Linked DNA regions of Homo sapiens: region 2 is linked to region 1. A link is a contact called in ENCODE Hi-C or POLR2A ChIA-PET data. All regions are on one chromosome and are shown on one strand. Each heading gives the region's core, a stretch centred on a gene start or an enhancer-like site at or near the end of the contact. The rest is flanking DNA. Distances are from core to core; before and after follow the strand shown.

What was found. A loop is a pair of places that touch in the nucleus more often than their neighbours do. ChIA-PET counts read pairs that join two places held with the same protein, here RNA polymerase II (POLR2A). Pooled maps may share reads with other maps.
Region 2: a loop to region 1 is called in a pooled map, with 2.0 times the contacts of the local background. The contact joins two enhancer-like sites. A Hi-C loop is called at or near these places in 3 of 37 single-sample maps with no recorded cell type and 3 of 50 pooled maps. POLR2A ChIA-PET finds 5 or more read pairs at or near these places in 3 of 52 experiments (A549, H1 and activated B cell).

Annotation. Positions count from the first base shown.
Region 1 is chr15:64,739,002-64,741,747 of GRCh38, reverse strand. It overlaps RBPMS2 (RNA binding protein, mRNA processing factor 2), which reads left to right. Exons shown (of 8, transcript NM_194272.3): 7 at 506-575; 8 at 748-1,857. The coding sequence ends at 568. Among named protein-coding and RNA genes, the nearest start is that of MIR1272, 22 kb to the left of the region's middle. Within about 2 kb of position 1,412, at least 11 of the 41 ENCODE cell types and tissues checked have a DNase peak (open chromatin) inside an H3K27ac peak, as active enhancers do.
Region 2 is chr15:64,948,349-64,951,048 of GRCh38, reverse strand. ANKDD1A (ankyrin repeat and death domain containing 1A) reads right to left here. Exons shown (of 15, transcript NM_182703.6): 14 at 1,077-1,208. Among named protein-coding and RNA genes, the nearest start is that of ANKDD1A, 38 kb to the right of the region's middle. Within about 2 kb of position 1,293, at least 3 of the 41 ENCODE cell types and tissues checked have a DNase peak (open chromatin) inside an H3K27ac peak, as active enhancers do.

The DNA of each region.
Region 1 (2,746 bases), core at 163-2,662:
TGTATCTTTACATCCTGTCTTACCTGATCCTCACAACCACATATGACTTCGTCATTTCTGTCCTATAGCTAGATGAGAACACTGAGACCCAAAGAAGTCAAACAAAAATGTATGAGGCTCATTCTTTTCCTCCTCCTCCACAGAATTAGGAATTCCGTGCTGTGTCAGTAAAGGGGAAGGGCGGGTTGCTGGCACCACTGCCCCCAGCTGCCAGGGCTCCCACCAGTATAGTGGCCCATTTGGATTGGGCTGATTGGGGTATGAGACGCCTGCGTGACTTTCCTTCGCTGGAACCTGTGTCCTGCAGAGGAGGCACATCAGGCAGTGCACTCCCACTTGCCGGATAGAGAAACTGATGCTTAAAGGTGAGTAACTGGCCCAAAATGTGCCAGCCAATCAGTGACAGAACCAGGACTCCAGCGGGGACACCGATGGCCATGGTTACCTGGCTTCCTGTTGAGGGAAGGGATGCACAGCTGGCTCCTGACGTTGGCTTCTCTTGCAGGTGCGCTGGTACCCTTCCTCTGACACCACCCAGCAAGGATGGAAGTACCGTCAGTTCTGTTAGTTTTTCAGTAAGTGTTGGCCCCAGAGGCCCAGGACAAGTGTCCTAGACTCCGGCTCCCTGAAGGGCCGTAGTTCCTCCCTCTGCCCCGGGTCTCAAGAGCTTAGCCGAGCCCAGAGCAGGCCTGGCTTTAGCTCTAGTCCCACGCCTCTGCTCACGGCCGCCTCTCTCCCTCCCTCCAGGTCTGGTCACCGGGGAGGTGGTTCTGGTAATCTGTGGTGGTGCCGGGACAGGCGCCCCGAGTTCCCACTGCCCCCGGGCGGCCTGCACAGAGCTGCTGCCCTCCAGAGACTGTGAATCCCAAGCCTGACTCAGTGGACTGCTTCCTGTTCCCCTCCCTCCTCTTCCTCACCTTGTTCTGCACCCTCAAGCCTTTCTCCAATGCCTCCCAGGAGGATTTGGGGACTTTCTCCCTGGGGCGCCCAGATCCAGCTCGGAGGCCTCACTGGGACCTGGCAAGGCCTGACCTCCCGCCCAAACTTGCTTCTGTAGCTCCCCCTCGAGGAAGTGAGGTGTTTAATTTTGCATGTTTTCTGGCATGAATTAAGACACTTATACTTGTATATATGAGTGTACAGTTTGTTCTCACACTGTCACCATAGCGACAGGTCCTGGCTCCCAGTGGTTCATCCTGCCTGCCCCTCTCTCCTCGCCCCGCCCCTGCACCCACCCCGCTTCAGGGAGGCCCAAGTTCCGTGGCCCCACACGCTTCCAGGCTCAGCTCCCACCTCCACCCAACAGATAGATGGGGTTTGCTTTTTCATTTCACATGGGGCTCCTCCGCTCCTGCCTTCTCGGATGGGCCAACAGTCGTAAGAAAGCCCTCTCTGCCCGTTCTGTTCACCTCTCCACAGCGCACCCCGCCCGCCGCTGCTCCTCATTCTTTCCAAACCTCGAAACCAACCAAAACGTGAGAAGTATTTTTGTACCCTGTGTAACAAAATATTTATGCATCATAAAGGATTTTTCATGTGCGTACCATTAATTATTAAAGCGACCTCGTTCGCCCTGTCAGATAAGTTTAATGTTTAGTTTGAGGCATGAAGAAGAAAAGGGTTTCCATTCTTCAGCAGTACGCCTTTGTGTCTGGCATTTGTTTAAGAAAATGAAATGAAGGAAACACTGTGCAATGTTTTTTGTTTTGAGCATATCAGTGCTTTACTGTCAGCCGCAGCTGTGACCGTCTGGCCATTTCAGACTTGGGAGATGAGGCGGCTGTTGTCATTGCTGATCCTGTGAGAATGTGAAACTGGATAATATATGAAATGCAAAATAAAACAAAACCAAAATGACTGCTCTCGGCCTTTGCTTCCCCCTTCCGTGGACGCAGACTGCCATTGGGAAGGCAGAGCCAGAGAGATGTGGAGTCGGGGGAAGGAAGTGAAGTGGGCCTGGCCCGCTGGCAGCTGGCTTGTGACTGTAAAGGTGGTGGGGGAGGACCTTGGAGCTCACTTAGCCTCTCCTGCCTCCCTGGTTTGTAAGCTGGGGAAACAAAGTCCAGGGTAAGTGACTTGCCTAAGGGCCTGGCAGTTGTGGCTTTACTTCCTCAGTTTCCAGGCTGTCAGGGTAGGGAGAGACTCCCTACACCAAGAGCAGGCCCCCAGGTGGGACCTTCCTGGGGGAAGGCGGTGATATACTCGGCTTAACCATTTACGGCCTGTGGTCTTTTTGAGTCTCGCTCTGGTAAAAGAGGACTGAGGTTTGGGCTGTTGGGCTCTGCCAGGTGGTGTCTGTCCTTGGCGTGCCTCTTGTGAGGCTGTGCTGGAGGGAAGGCTAGGACCTGGAATCTTGCCCAGAAGGGGTTAACCTCATCCACCCTGTAGTCTATGGGCTGCAACTCTGATTCCTGGAGCGGGAGCAAATGGGTGTGAGGCTCAGGGAAGCTGTGCAGTGCCAAGAGCCCAGGCTGGCCTGGGCCAGGTGTCAGGATGCCCGTCATGACCCTCAGTCTTACCTTTTGTGACTTGGGGTCTCGGGTTCCTTGTCTGTGAAGAGGTTGCTTGAAATCCTTTCAGACTCTTACTGGAGGGCTGGTGTGCTGAACTCAGGGTTTAACTGTTTGTTTTTTCATCCACTCCTGGGAGAGCTGCTCTGCACCGCACCGCACCTCAGACCCAAAGCCGTGCCTGGAAAGGGAGGACAGCAGAGGCCCCGGAACCCCCCTCCCAATAGGTGTTGCTC
Region 2 (2,700 bases), core at 44-2,543, 210 kb before region 1:
GGTCCCACGTGCCTGAAGGTCTGGCCCCTCCGGTTACATGGCTGTGCACCTCCTGGGGGCACTCGGGGCTGCGTTTGCTTTCTTCCTGATATTTTCTGTTAAAAACAAGAATCTTACTTCCTCTGTTGCCTAAGCTCTGCCTCACAGGACTGGTTTTATGTTTTAATTGCATGCCACAGTTTGTGTTAAAAGATGTAACAACTATATTTAAGAACATTTTGGGGAAAGAAAGGTAGCGTCCCTAATCTCTCTACCCTGAAATGAGTCTTAGCTTTTCCACCTTGCCTATAGCAGCTATGGGGGGGGGGGGGGGGGGGGGCGGTCCTTTCTTTTCCCTCAATAATATGCTAGAAACATTTCCCTCAGCAATATACTAGAAATATGTCAGGAGTGGTTTTCTTTGTTGCCTCATATCTAATGGAGACTTCACAACTATCAGTGGCTGCCTAGTGCCCCATTCTGTGGTTGCCCCATTATGTACCACGTCAGTGGGTATCACAGCGTTTAAGGCTTTTTCATCATGAGCTGATTTTGTTTTTAATGAGGGATTAGTACTAGAACCTTCTATCCTGCTTGTCTGATGATTCCACAGAACACTGAATCCCATATCAGGCTTTTGAGATTGGCATACTCAAATAAGTTGTGATGACCTCAGAAGGTTTATTTGACCAGATTTGACTGGTTCAACTCATATTAAGTCAGTTTTGGCTCCTATGTCTTAATGTTTGTGAAAAAAGTCTGGAGGTGGTTCCAGGCTTATTCCAAAATGGAAAAAAAATGTCAAGGTATAGAGGGCTGGTAAGGAAGAGATTATGGACAGCATCACTGGCTCCGGGGCTGTGAAGGTCACAGGGTTCAGTTTGGGCCAACACCCTCATTGCACAGATGGGGAAACCAGGGCCAGGAGGCACTGTAGTTTGCCCAAGGGAAAAGAGGGCAGGGCTAGGGGTAGGAATCTGGAAGGCCTAGAGCCAGCATCACAGCATTCTTGTCTGAGCAGCCCTTGGAGGGCCCTGCTGCATTCCAGTGGGGGCCACCCAGCTCCTGAGAAGCAGCCCAGCAGAGTACGCTCTTACCAGCCAGGTCCCTCCTGCCAATGGCCACGAGGCCCTCGAACAGCGCTTTGCTGGGGTTCTCACCAGCCGTGGCCACGCCATGCAGCCAAATGAGCAGCATTCGGTGGCCGTGCTCCTGATAGCTCCTGGTGCCTGAGAACAGTGAGGGAGGAGAGAGAGAGGGAGAAGGAGCCAATGGGGCCACTTGACCAGAGCGCCTGTCTATGCCACCCTGCACCGCCTCCTGAACATGCCCAGGTGGGAAAGAGGCCAAAAGCCTCCAAGGCCCTTCTCCATGCTCCAGCCAAGCTCAGCCTGGAGATAGGTAAGGGGAGTGGAGGAGCAGCCTCTCAGATGGGGAGGGAAGGGTTTGTGTCTTGGTCTCTAGAACCTCCCCAGCCCCAGGCCTTCTCCTGAACACCCACTATGCACTCTGTTGGTGTCACTCTGAATGGAGAAAGAATTGACTTTCATCGTTGTGGTACCATGATGCACAAATTGTATACTTCACCTCTCTGGCTGCTCAAAATAATCTGTGTCTTGCATGATAGTGGTCCTAATTTACAGATGAGAATACAGCTTAGTCAGAGATGGAGCTGGCCATGCTTTCCCCTGCACCAGTGGTTCTCAGACTCAGCTGCTCCTTGGAAACACCTAGGGCCCATGTCACCCCCAGAGATTCTCATGTACCTGGGACTGGGTGCAGCCTAGGCATTTAACGGTTTCAAAATTTCCCAGGTGGTTCCAACATACAACCATGTTTGGAAAATAATTGCCCACACGGCATGGGGTTAACATGTTATTCAGCTGGCTGTGATTCAGCTGGCTCTCCAGTGCTGTGGAAACAGACAGATGCTGGGCCACGCCCATCAGGTCCAGGTCACTCCATTCGCCCCTCTGACCTTCCGTGCCCCTCTTGGGGCCCTCAGCAGGCATGTCCTCACGGTACTGCCCTTGGTGTGGTGGCACTTCCGCTTGACCCAGCAGTCTCAACACCATTTATTAACTATCTCTGCCCCCGCCACTGTAATGTACAAGTGCTTCTTTATCATATATGAAAGTTCTTATCCGTAGCAGCGTTTACTTTTGAACTCTGCTCTATCCCAAATTGATATGCAAATGTCAATTTGCATATTTTTGTGTCAGGAATCTTTTTTTTTTCCTTTGGGAGACAGAGTCTCACTCTGTCCCCCAGGCTGGAGTGTAGTGGTGGGATCTCGGCTCACTGCAAACTCTGTGTCCCGGGTTCAAGCGATTCTTAAACCTCAGCCTGTCGAGCAGCTGGGATTACAGGACCCGACCATCATGCCCAGCTAATTTTTGTATTTTTAGTAGAGACGGGGGATTCACCATGTTGGCCAGGCTGGTCTCAAACTCCTAACCTCAGGTGATCTGCCCACCTTGGCCTCCCAAAGTGCTGAGATTACAGGTGGGAGCCACTATGCCTGATCCAGATATCTCTTTATGTTAATTTTATTTTGGCTTTATAAAAGGCTGAGTCTGCTTGGGTTAGATCCCCTTTATTGTTTTCCCCCAGAATGTTCACTTTTATATCCCTGTTTATTCTTCCAGACAAATTGTAGAATACTTCAGTCAAGTTTCAAAAACCTATTTTGATTAAAATTAGATCAAAGTTTTAATCTAA